Regions from separate parts of the Homo sapiens genome. Here all the other regions are linked to region 1. A link is an interaction called in ENCODE POLR2A ChIA-PET data of the cell type or tissue named here. Cell type or tissue: HepG2. All regions are shown on one strand.

The links. Peaks named below come from ENCODE experiments on the same cell type or tissue, not always from the same donor. Only the 100,000 strongest peaks of a DNase experiment are listed, where the experiment ranks them.
Region 2: POLR2A ChIA-PET joins it to region 1 with 20 read pairs; 9 of 35 experiments call an interaction of 5 or more read pairs at or near these places.
Region 3: POLR2A ChIA-PET joins it to region 1 with 16 read pairs; 14 of 35 experiments call an interaction of 5 or more read pairs at or near these places.

The regions. Positions count from the first base shown.
Region 1 is chr6:28,353,874-28,357,873 of GRCh38, reverse strand. All of the region lies in intron 1 of ZKSCAN3 (zinc finger with KRAB and SCAN domains 3), which reads right to left. It also overlaps a transcript of ZSCAN31 not described here. Among named protein-coding and RNA genes, the nearest start is that of ZKSCAN3, 5.9 kb to the right of the region's middle. RefSeq lists enhancers at 556-1,460, 1,740-1,809, 3,287-3,786. In HepG2, CTCF peaks have their summits at 1,558 (motif pointing right) and 2,008; DNase peaks (open chromatin) are centred at 1,573 and 1,943; H3K4me3 peaks cover 870 bases.
Region 2 is chr6:28,217,188-28,221,187 of GRCh38, reverse strand. It overlaps the pseudogene TOB2P1. Among named protein-coding and RNA genes, the nearest start is that of ZSCAN9, 6.1 kb to the left of the region's middle. RefSeq lists an enhancer at 2,083-2,202. In HepG2, no CTCF peak of the experiment used is centred here; DNase peaks (open chromatin) are centred at 2,227 and 2,467; H3K4me3 peaks cover 1,325 bases.
Region 3 is chr6:28,280,017-28,284,016 of GRCh38, reverse strand. It overlaps PGBD1 (piggyBac transposable element derived 1), which reads right to left and starts at 2,445. Exons shown (of 7, transcript NM_032507.4): 1 at 2,099-2,445; 2 at 1-241. The coding sequence starts at 203. RefSeq lists silencers at 1,897-2,073, 2,265-2,414. In HepG2, a CTCF peak has its summit at 2,354; a DNase peak (open chromatin) is centred at 2,476; H3K4me3 peaks cover 1,678 bases.

The DNA.
Region 1 (4,000 bases):
GAAGGATTTCTGCAGGCTCTTCGGATCTTTGGGCTGAAGGCCCTTCAGTTTCTCTCAGAAACATCAAGGCAGCCGAAAACATCACCAAGCCCTTCCCCTGGAGAGAGCATAGGCTGCCCCTGGTCTTTGCCACCTCCTCAATCTGCCACTTTCTTTCTTCCCCTTCAAGACTGAACTTCTTGAAAGAAAGTCCTTAGTCCCTGATTCTAGTCCTCACCTCCCACTAAGCCTTCCACACACTGTAGGCTGCAACTGCCAAGACCACTAAGATTTCGCATGCAGAAGGAACCAAAGGTGCTTCCCTCAATTCCCATTTTCCATGGCCTCTTCTCAGGCAACTGGGCTGAGGATACTGTCCACTTCCAAAAACTCACTTGTCCTTACTTCAAGGATCTTGCTTTCTCCTGCTTTCCTCCTTCCTGGTTCTTCTCAGCTCCCATCATAATCTGGTTAAGTGTTCTGAAGCCAGGTTTCCTGAGGTCGTCAAAATCCTGGCTTTACTACCTACTAGCTCTGTGCCTCCCTCTCCTTATCTGTAATAGGGATAGTGATAGCAGATAGGGCCATTGTAAGCATTAAGTAAGTGAGTGTATAAAACTCTTAGAACAGTGCCTGGTGTGTGGTTGTAAGGAACATGGCTGTGCTGCAGCGAAGCAGGCATAGGCCGAGGTAAACATCCTGCATGACTCAGCAGGATTGGAGCGCACGCACACAATTCCGTGCATTATATAATCACAGTTATGTAGCCATAATCTGGGGAGGCTCATCACCTGGCTCTAAGATACTACTGTTTGTGAGGTGTATAAATGTGGCACTGACACTGTGAAAGAGCTGCTGAGTAAAGCCATGTCCCATCTACCTGCTGTCTCTCGAGTGTTCTTCCAGCTCCCTGCCCCCCATCCACCCACTCCCCTTGGACCTCAGCTGGGGCTCTAACCTGACATTTGGCATAGTGAGCAAGATGAGGTGAGTGGGTCTTCAGCCCCCAGGCTCCCGGAGCGGCTATGCAGCCACAGCATGAGCTGTGGCACCCAGTGGCAGCCGTGCTGCAAGGATGGGCTCTGGTGGAAACATGGGCGGCAGTGGACAGGCCCTCCACGAGTGTGGAGAAGGTGCTGAAGCACCTGGAAATGCACAGGACCGAGAAGGAGTGTGCCTTTGCCAACAGAGTCAGATGGGCATTTGTGACTGTGCTGCTGGAAGGGCATGCCCAGTCCCTGCTGGACGCAGTGCAGGGAGGAGGACGAACCTCCATTACAGGCTCACCCAGTGGTCTGCCAGAAAATAGAGCATGAACAGCCACTGGGCCCCAAGGGTGGGCCTAGAGACCCCCTACCATAGTGAAGCACACTTCTTATAGTGCTTGTACCCCCCACTGAGTTGTGGGAGTTAGGCAAGCAGTGCCAGCAGCATTTGGGGGAGACTCCCTGCCTGAATTCTGTCTCTCCGGGACAAAGGAGCTGATCCATTTCCTGCTCCCCCTCTGAGATGGAAAAGCTGGCTTCTTTAATTACAGTGTGGTCTGATGCCGGTGAAATACCAGAAACTGTCAGTAGATGGCAGTTGTATATAGACTTAGTGCAAGTCATTCGGGAAAAGGACATTGCTGGGCAACTAGGTCCCGCCGGAGCGTTCCAGCTCAAAGATTACCTGCTGCAGTCAGGCAGAAATGTAAAGTCTTTCCTGTTTGATTGGGAACTGACCCAGGTGCCAGGCTTGGGGGGACACCGGACAACCAAAGGCAATATGTGGACTCGGCAAGCCACTGGTCCCTAAACCTGAATAAGTTTCCGGGCAGAGCTGCATTTATTGACGGTTATGAAAGCTGGTCAGTGAAAGTGAAACCTGTATCTTTGGACCTCGGCATCGGCCGCTTAGCTCCCTGCTTATGCACTGTGGATGTCTCTCCCATGCCTGAGGACAGGCTGTGGGTGGATGTTTTGCACGGCTTGGCAGCTGTGCCGTCTATCATGGATTTGATAGGCCACTTGACAACAGAACTGGGATGGTGCCACTGTGTGGTGGACTTGGCCAATGCATTCCTCTTAATCGACATTGCTCCAGAGAGCCAGGAACACTTTGCCTTCGTGGGAGGGTGACAATGGACTTTCACAGTATTGCTGCAGGGATATATGCATAGCCCCAACATATGTCATGATCTTATTAATGATGTTATATTAACCTCTGATTCTCTTGCAGATTTAGAAGCAGCAACGCAGCCTCTTGCCTGGAATTGGGATGATGCGGCTGAAACCACCTTCCTGGCAGCCAAACAGGCTATTCAGCAGGCACAAGCCCTATGGGTAGCTGATCGGGGCACCCATTTAAACTTGATGTGCATGTGACCAGATAGTTTTGACTGGGGCTTATGGCATCACACAGAGCTCTTTAGAATGCCAGTAGACTTTTGGTCCCAACTTTGGAAGGGAGCTGAGCTCCAGTATTCCTCGACAGAGAAGCAGTTACTAACTGCATATGCTGCCCTTTAGACTCGTGACAGCCTGGCAGGATGGGCTACAGTCGTCGCGCGCATGACTTACCCAATAGCAGGGTGGGTATGCTCATGGGTAACAACCCACACACTGGGATGGCACAGACATCCACTTTTGTAAAGTGGGGTGCTTAAGCCTACTTGGAACAGCAAAGTATGCTAACTCAAGTCCCTTAGAAGCACAATTACAGGAAGTCTTAGGACCTACAGTCCTAATGCAAGATAAGGTTATGGGACCTGAGGCACCCCTAGATCCTGAGCCTTCACCTTTTAAGGAAGGGCATTCCCGCATTCCCAATGGGGCATGGTACACAGATAGGTCTAGCCAGGGTGCTACTGCTACCTGGACTGCTGTTGCAGCCCAGCCTAGTACCAACACCCTATGGTTTGATACCAGGTGTGGACAAAGTAGCTAATAAACTGAACTCAGGGCAATGTAAATGGTGATCACCAAGAAGGTGACACGTAATCTGCACTGATAGCTGGGCAGTTTATCAAGGCTTAACCTTGTGGCTAACTACCTAGAAGTTACAGAAGTGGCTAGTCACCGACCCATGTAGGGCCAGGCCATGTGGCCAGATCTATGAGAGAAAGGATGACTTCCTCCAACCAGGTATGGGGACAAACAGTAACCTGTTGTTGCCCGCCCCAACACCCTAAAGGTAGGGAAGCAAAAACCCTGGATTAATATATAAAGCAACATTGGGGTAACATCACCATGTAGTGATTGCTCACTATAACCTGAAATTATTGCTCCCTGTATTACTGTGGCCCAAGTGCCCAGAGCTTATGTGTCAGGCTTATGTGTCAAGCCTCTATGTATACATTGGGCCTGTGTGCCCAGAGCCTATGTGTCAGACTTATGTGTCAAGCCTGTGTGTATCAGCCCTGGGTGCCCAAAGTTTATATGTCAGGCCTGTGTGCCAAACCTATATATTGGGCCTGTGTACCCAAAAACCTATGTCTCCCTCGGCCAAGGGGGTGGAGTGTAAGGTAAATGGATGTGCTTTGGTCAAGAATAGGCCGAGGCAGATATGCAGGCCAGCGTGACTCAGCGAGTTTGGAACGCAGGCGCACCACTCCACTTGTTATATAACCTGTTTGTGTAAGCTCATACTTGGCTTACAGCCACTATTGTCTGTAAATGGTATAATTGCCCTGCTGACACTGTACATAGGACTTGTGCCCAGAGAGAGAGAGAAAAACTGCTGACCCTGTAAGAGAGAACTGGCCATCTTGCAGACAGACAGAGGTGAGCCAGGAATTAACAAGCATGCCAAGGAGTACAGCTGTAAGTGTGGGAGCGGCAGGAGCCACAGAGCCGTTTGCTGAGAAGGGCTGCGGTCGGAGGAGGCAGCCGAGACAGAGGCAGACAGTGTGAGAGCTGCAGCAGCTGCTGCTGAATAAAATCATATTTTACCTGCCTACAGCCCCGAGTGTTCTTTCAACTACCTGCCACCCATCCAACAACTCCCCTCGGACCTCAGTATGGGCTGGAACCTGACACTT
Region 2 (4,000 bases), 140 kb after region 1:
AATGTGAACAATTATAAAATCTAAACGATAAGTATATAGATGTTCATTACATGTTATGTAACATAAACTAGAAATAAAATCCAATCCCCAACCCAACCCTGGCCAACTAAACAGACCCCTTGTGGCAAAAGTGATACCAGAAAAAACTTAAAAACTGAGTTCCCAGCCCTGACAGAATGAGAGCTCAGACACGACTCATTATACCCTCCTCTTTTGTGTGGTTTAGACACAACTGACCAGCATTAAAGTTAAAGTAGAGATCATAAGACTGATAGAATAGGCTCTTTGTGGCAATAAGATACCAAATTATAAGCAGGATCTAAGTCCATGCCAAGGAAGGTTTAAGTCACGCTTCCTTTCATTTAAAGAAGAAACTATGTTTTAACTGCCACAAGGTTTTCCTTTTTCTCTAGCAGCTAAACAAGCACTGCCCCGAGATAAGAAATATTCAAACAATTTGCAGCTCCACTAGATGCTGACAAACTGTACCCCTGTTCCACTAACTGTAACTATAGCTTTGACTGAACGTGAGACTGATTTTAGTAACTTTCTCCTGATAAGACCAACCATGGACTCATTCTAGCCCTTTTACAGAGATTGTGCACTTCTGTGCTCTCATGTCCTAAAGTGACCATTTGACGTATAGAGCCTAGTTGTAATACATGCAAATGTTAAGTCTCTACTTCAAAGTGAACATGTAACATGCACGTTTGTTCAATGTGCATGTGTCAGGACCCCTTCCTGAATATTCATAGCTCCTTCAGTAACCTGTTGAATATGTATGTTTGGTCAACTCATTCAGCATAAAGCTTCTACCTCAACCCCTCCTCCTTCAAAGTGCCTGTCTCTGGATGTGGCCAGAGGAAGGCTTCCCAGCCTGTAGTCTGGCCACCTTGCAGGCTGTAACCCTTAAGAAGAAATAAAGTCTTTTCTCTCTTTTTCTAAATTTGTATCTTGTGATATTTTCCTTAAGTTAAAAATACATAAACCTTTGGGAGCAGATGTGTTTCCAAATTCAGGTTTTTGTTTTTTTTTTATTTTAGAAAGATAATGTGCATACACTGTACATTATGTAACTTCCAGCAGAGTTTCAGAGCATATCAAACACCTCAATATTTCTGCTTTGAGATTTATGATTAGTCACTTTAAATGAGTTAAATAAAGGCTATGAAGAAGTTCAGGTTTTCCCCTCAGATAGATTGTAGTGCCAAATTTATGGAGGAAAGATTTGGAGTTTTTAGAATTTTATGGATTTTAGAACTGTGATTAAGGGATCCTGGACATGTACTAGTCTATTTTCTGTGTTTTTTGCATATTTAAACATCTTCAAAATAAAAATTTGTTAAATAGAAATATACAACTTATTCCTACCACTAGTCACCTAATTTCATCCACTAGAAACAGCCAAAGGTATTGATTTCTTTTTTTTTCTTCTAGACAGGATCTCTCTCTGTCGCTGAGGCTGAAGTGCTGTCACCAAGGCTGGAGTGCAGTGGCACGATCTCAGCTCACTGAAACCTCCGCCTGTCAGACTCAAGAGATTCTCCCACCTCAGGCCCCCAGGTAGCTGGGGACCACAGGCATGTGCCACCATGCCTGAAGAATTTTTGTATTTTTAGTAGAGACGGGGTTTTACCATGTTGCCCAGGCTGGTCTCAAACTCCTGAACTCAAGTGATCTGCCTGCCTCCTCATCCCAAAGTGCTAGGATTCCAGGTGTCAGCCACCATGCCCGGCCTTCATTTCTTATACAGCCTTTCAGAGATATTTTAGGTATGTAGAAGCAAATATTTATATATAATTTTGCCCTGGGATTTTACAGAAATAGTAGAAAATTTTCCTATAGCCATACATGTAGAGCTGCAGCTCTGTTTTGACAGCTGCATACTATTTCATTATGCACCAGTCATTTATTGATAAGCAATTAAGCTATTAATATTTCCTATCACTTTCCATTTATAAACAATGCTGAGCTTCAGACACGTATTATCTTACATATGTGTGAGTCTGTCTCTAGGATAAATTCCTAGAAGTAGAATTCCCGTGTCAAAGAATATGCACATTTAAAAAATGTATAGACTTCGGGCCGGGGCGCGGGAAGGTGCGGGTCGTCGGCGGAGAGAAGCCAGCAGCTCGAGAGACGCAGGGCCAGGAGGACAGGACCGTCCCGCGGTCACAGCCCGGTCCTTCTTCCGCTCCCCCCGCCCCCCCCACGGGCCACCTTCCGGTCCGTTCTCCCCGCCCGGTCGCCGCCCGCCAGCCCTTCGTCCCCCAGCCGCCCAACCTCCTAAGCGCTGAAGGAATTATTTTTGGGAGTCATGACCATAGCTGCCTGCTTCCCCCAACCCTCGACGACGAAAAGGACTTCGGCCCCCGGCCGGGCGGCTCCGGGGGAAAAAAGAGAGAGCGACCGCCGCCCCGCGCTCAGGGCCACTCTAGAGGGAGAAGCTGCCCCGAGGCTGGCAGAGCGCCCAGCCGCGGTGGAGACCGGAAGCCTTCTGGAGCCCAAGGCTGTGCACGTCCCCTGTGCTGATTCTCTGCCTAGGAAAGGACCATGCAGCTGGAGATCAAAGTAGCCCTGAACTTCATCATCTTCTACTTGTACAACAAGCTGCTCTGGCGCCTCTGAAAAAGAAATAAGAAGCCCACTGGTACCCTGACAAACCACTGAAGGGCTCTGGCTTCCACACCGAGGAGATGGTGGACCCCGTTGGGGAGCTGGCCGCTAAGCGAAGTGGCCTGACAGTGGAAGATGTGCGGGCCAATGTGCCTGAGGAGCTGAGCATATGGATTGACCCCTTCGGGGTGTCCTACCAGATTGGTGAGAAGGGAGCAGTGAAAGTGCTGTACCTGGATGACAGTGACGGCTGTGGGGCCCCGGAGCTGGACATGAAGATCAAGAGCAGTTTCACTCCTGACGACCAGATGCTCTTTCTCCTCGGAAGCCAGGACAGCTCCTTGTCCAACTCCCCGTCGCTATGCTTTGCCCATCACCCAGCCCCACCTTCATCCTCTGCCTCGCCCAGCCCATCACCTTCACCATGGACTCCTTTGCTGCCACCAAATTAGGCTCCACTAAGATGAAGAAGAGGGGTGGGGCAACAAGTGGTAGGGGTGCAGCCAGCGGTGAAGCAGGTGGCCAGCAGCCAGTACAGCAGCCTCCACGGCCCGCTTCAACACCAACAGCTTGTTGAAACACAGGAGTCTTTCTCTGTCTGTGCATTCATTGAACTTCATCCCGGCCAACCGGCCTCTCAATCCCAGCTCTCGCCCCAAGGCCACGTACAGTCTCAAGTACAACAGTGGTGGCTTGCCCAGTTTCTTCCTTGATGGGGCCAATGGCCAGGGTAGTGACACCCGAGCCCTCTTTGGAGGCAGTGGGACTGTCACCTGCAACGCCAGCAGCTTCTACATGGTCTAGGTATTTGGAGGTGGTGCCACCGCCTCTTCCTGGAGAAGGCACCCTTCATGGAAGACCTCAGCTACAACCTGAACACCATGCAATATCCTAGTCAACCGTTCCAGTCCGTGGTGCTGGCCAACTGACCGTCTACCTGCCCTGGGGCCGGGAGCACCCAAGACCACAGAAAAGAGAAAGAAAAGGAAAGGCCAAAAAAAAAAAAAAAAAAAGAGGAAAAGGAAAATGTACAAAAAGATTTTCTATTTTCTCACTCTCACTTCTAGAAAAAAAGATCTAGTGCAGGCACGGAATGGGAGGGGCTTCCAAAGCACCAAAATGTGTTTAACTAACCCCCCTACCACTTACAATTCGCCCATCGGCCTGTAATTTGGTTGGTTTGGGTTTTATATTTCTTTTTTCTTTCTTTCTTTTTTTAACATGTAGTTCTTTATATAACATCTTTAATTGGTGGCTTCCTTTGCTAAGAATGGGCAAAGGAGAGGCTGACCTGTGTCACTGCCTCTGTCGCCCAGCTATTCTCACACTCAAAGCCATCCAAACTTGGCAGGCCTTCTCAGGCCCTGTGACCGAAATAGACCTG
Region 3 (4,000 bases), 74 kb after region 1:
AGTTCTCGGAGTTGGGCCAGAGCTTCCTGGGGTCCGTGAGCCTCCTGGTAGCAGAAGTGCCGAAAGCGCAGGCGGCAAATCTCCTGAGTGTGGGAGCTGCCCTCCTGTGAGTTGCACACCTGCTCCCAGGTGGGATCTTCCTCCTTCACTTTCACAAGGCCATCTTCATTTTCAGGAGCAGGGCCTGGCAAAGCTTCATACATGTTGAGCTTAGAGGCTAAAGCTTCACTTAGCTTGGGGTCTATATTCAGAAATAGAGATCTGAGGCATAAGAATTTATCAGCAACATGCAAATTATAAGAGCTTCAAAACTGTATGTAACCTACTTACATTTTTGTCCCCACTGTAGGTAATGCTCAAAAGCTGAGCCTGCTTGCTTCTATTATCAGTGAAATGAATCAGAAGTATATTTTGAACTAGTACTAAAGGGCCTGAGTCCAAAGGTAAGGGATGTAGGACATGAGGGAAGAAGTGTTAGCAATAAGAAAGCTCGAGTAGCTTGCACTTCAGCTGGGGAGAGGGGATAATTTACCCATTGAGGAGGCAGATGGCTGCCTTCATGGACAAATAATACAGTCTCAAAGGTCTTCTATATCTGTGTAACTCTCATTGAATATTCCACTTTAAATGTAGGTGTAACAGAATGTTTCCAAAGTCTCCCATTCTCAAATACCTTTTGTGATGAGATTTTGCCACTGTTGTCATTCAAGGGGTGGAGTCTCTTTTTCCTTCCCTTGAATCTGTTCTGGCCTATGACTTGCTTTGACCAGTGGAATACAGCAGAAATGACATTGTAAGAGAGAGTGCTGCTGTAGCTCTTGGCTCACTGCCATAAGACTGCCATGCTGTAAGGAAGCCCAAGCTAGCTATACAGAGGTCATGTGGATGAGAACCAAAATGCCCAAGTTAAAGCCCAGCCAGGCCTAGTGCTCAAATAATTCACCACCTGAATGCAGCTCTATTAGTAACTCCAGGTGAGACCAGTAGAACCGCCTAGTCAACCCGCATAATCCTGAGGAACAATAAGCTGAGCTTGTTTTCAGCCACTAAGTTTAGAGTTTTATTTTTGATGCAACAATACATAACTGAAAAACAGTAGACATGCATCAAGTTCTTTTATTCCCTCTTTTCATTTTTTCCTTTGTGATCTCCTTAGTCACACTTTCAATATATCTCTGTTCCAAGAAGACTCAAATCTTTGGCACCAGCTTGCTTTTTGCACTCCAAACCCACATCTTGAAATGCCAGCAGCTGTGGGCCTCTACTGCACTATAATTTCAACAGATCTCAAACTGAAATCAGAGTCCCTCAAAGCTGCGTTCACTCGGTATTTCTCCATTTCTACTGGCATCACCATCATCTTCCACGCATTCAGTCTTTTAAACAGCCTCTATACACAATCAGTGAGTCAATTCTTAAAAACGCCTCTTGCAGCCATTCTTTCCTTCTTATAATTTTACTATTATTTTCATTCACTGTTACAATAATGTTCTGTTACGGTATTCCTGCCCAACTCCCCGCTTCTATGGTCACTGGATTAATATTCCCTAAAGCACAGTTGTGACCATATTCAACATACCTCACACACACATAAACACACACAAAGTTTTCATTAAACTCGTTGAAGTAAATTCAAACTCCCCAGGATCTAATCTTTACTGGGTTTTGCTGATTTGTTTGTCACTCAATCAACATTTGTGGAGCATCTCATTATTTTCCAGGCATAAAGTTAACTCTGGAATAAAAGACTTGGTTCCTGCTTTCAAGAAAGCCATGGTCTTCCCAAATTTCTTATGTCACTGCCATGCTAAGTACTCAATTTTTTTCCACCCACTCTATACAGTCAGGACCGCCCTTCTAAGGGTAAATTCCCAAGGCCCAGCGTAAATGTTCTATTGTAAAACCTTCCCTGGCAACCCCTAACCCTAACATATAGACAGGAAAAGTAAGCCACACAGGTTGAGATGGGGTATTCCCATAGAAAACTGCACCCAACCCTCATCTCCATCTCGTATTACAGATCACCAACCCCATCCCCACCCGGGTTCTTGAGGACAGGAGTTTATCTCTGCATAGACTCTACATGCCCGGCACGTACCTGGTATTCAAGAAATACTGATGGGCTTCTTCACGAATGCACGTAAAGCACCTGAGATGCCAGCAGCCAGCACCCTCAGGCGCGCCCCTGAATGTATTTTTCTGAGATTACACCCAGCATCTAGCACCGCGCCAGGCACTGAATACCGGCGTGTCTAATTGTTGGTTAATGGACCAAAAGTTCAGGAACGCGCACAACAAAGACGTAGCTGACCTCGTGAAAGGCTCCCGAGGGAGCTCAGAGGCCCGGTGCTCCCCTGTCGGGAGCGCCGGTTTCCCCAGAGCCCGGGCCGCTGGGCTGGCGGGTCTGGCGGGCGCTGCCGGCGCCTCCAGCAGCTGGGCGGGTACAAAAGCTTCTCCCTGCGCCGCGCCCGCAGCGGAGTGGCGGAGTCTGGCGGGTTCCCTGCCTCTCTAGGAGCACGGCCGCTCGTCTCTCTGGTGAGCCGGGAGGACCCCCGCTGCCACCTCCTGCCCCGCCCAGGTCACTCTCCGCCGCCGGACCCCAGGCCCATTCGGACGGTGCAAGCACGCCCCAAATTTATGTACATCATTTCGATTGAAAACCAACACAGTGGTAAATGTCTGTCTTCGGGGTCATCACTGGCTGGTAGGAGAGACAGATCAATAAAAAGACCATTATAGTAAGCTGTACAAATTATTTTCTTTAAGTATACATAATATATGTACAATAAAAAAGTCAAGTTGCAAAAGGACCATAAAACGAAAAGTGTCCCCTCTTTAGAGTTAACCATTGTATTTTGTTCATATTTATCTAGGACACTACCTGCCACACAGTAGCACTTAATGAACATTTTGTTTAGTGAATAAGTATTTATACATTTTAAAACACTTATGGTATCATAATGTAATTTTGCACCTTAGCTCTTTTCGGTTAAGACAACTTGGAGATCTTCACAGATCAGCTTATTCTTTAACAGCTAAGTAATACTGTATGAGTGTTCCATAATTTACTTAACTATCCTATTGATGCATACTTAGGTTATATTTTTTCTTTAAAAGCAATGCTAGAGGGAACACCATTCAATACCTTTACATTCTTTTAAGAATATATTTCTAGGATAAATGCCACATATTAGAACTGTTCAGCCAAAGGACACGTGCATTTAAAATGCTGATATGCAAGTTCCCTATTTGATTTTTAAGGGCACTTCTGTTTAAGAGTAAAAGGAGACTTTAGTAGAAAAATTAGTAAAGGATATGAACATTACTACACACAAGATAAGTGACAAATTAACATGTGAAAAGATGTTCAATAGTAAAAATATAAAAAACTCTTTAAAAAACAGACCCATTATTTATTCATTTACCTACTGAGTTTTGGCAATTATGAATAAAGCCGCTATAAACATCTGTGTGCAAACTTCTGTGTAGACACTGGTTTTCAGCTCCTTTGGGTAAACACTAAGGAGGGCGATTGCTGTATCACATGGTAAGAGTATGTTTAATTTTGTACGAAACTACCTAACTGTCATCCAAAGTGGCTGTATCATTTTGCATTCCCACCAGCAATGAATGAGAGCTCCTGTTGTTCCACATCCATACCAGAATTTGATGTGTCAGTGTTCTGGATTTTGGTCATTCTAATAGATGTGTAGTGGCATCTCACAGTTGTTTTAATTTGCAATTTCCCTGATGGGATATGGTGTGGAGCATCTTTTCATATGCTTATTTTCCATCTGTATATCTTCTTTAATGAGGTGTCTGTCAAGGTCTTTGGCTCATGTTTGAATCGGGTTGTTTCCTTATTTCTGAGTTTTAAGAGTTCTTTCTGTATTTTGGATAACAGTCCTTTAACAGATATTTCTTTTGCTGTGGTATATGCAGACAATGGAATATTATTCAGTGCTAAAAAGAAATAAGCTGGCCAGACACGGTGGCTCAA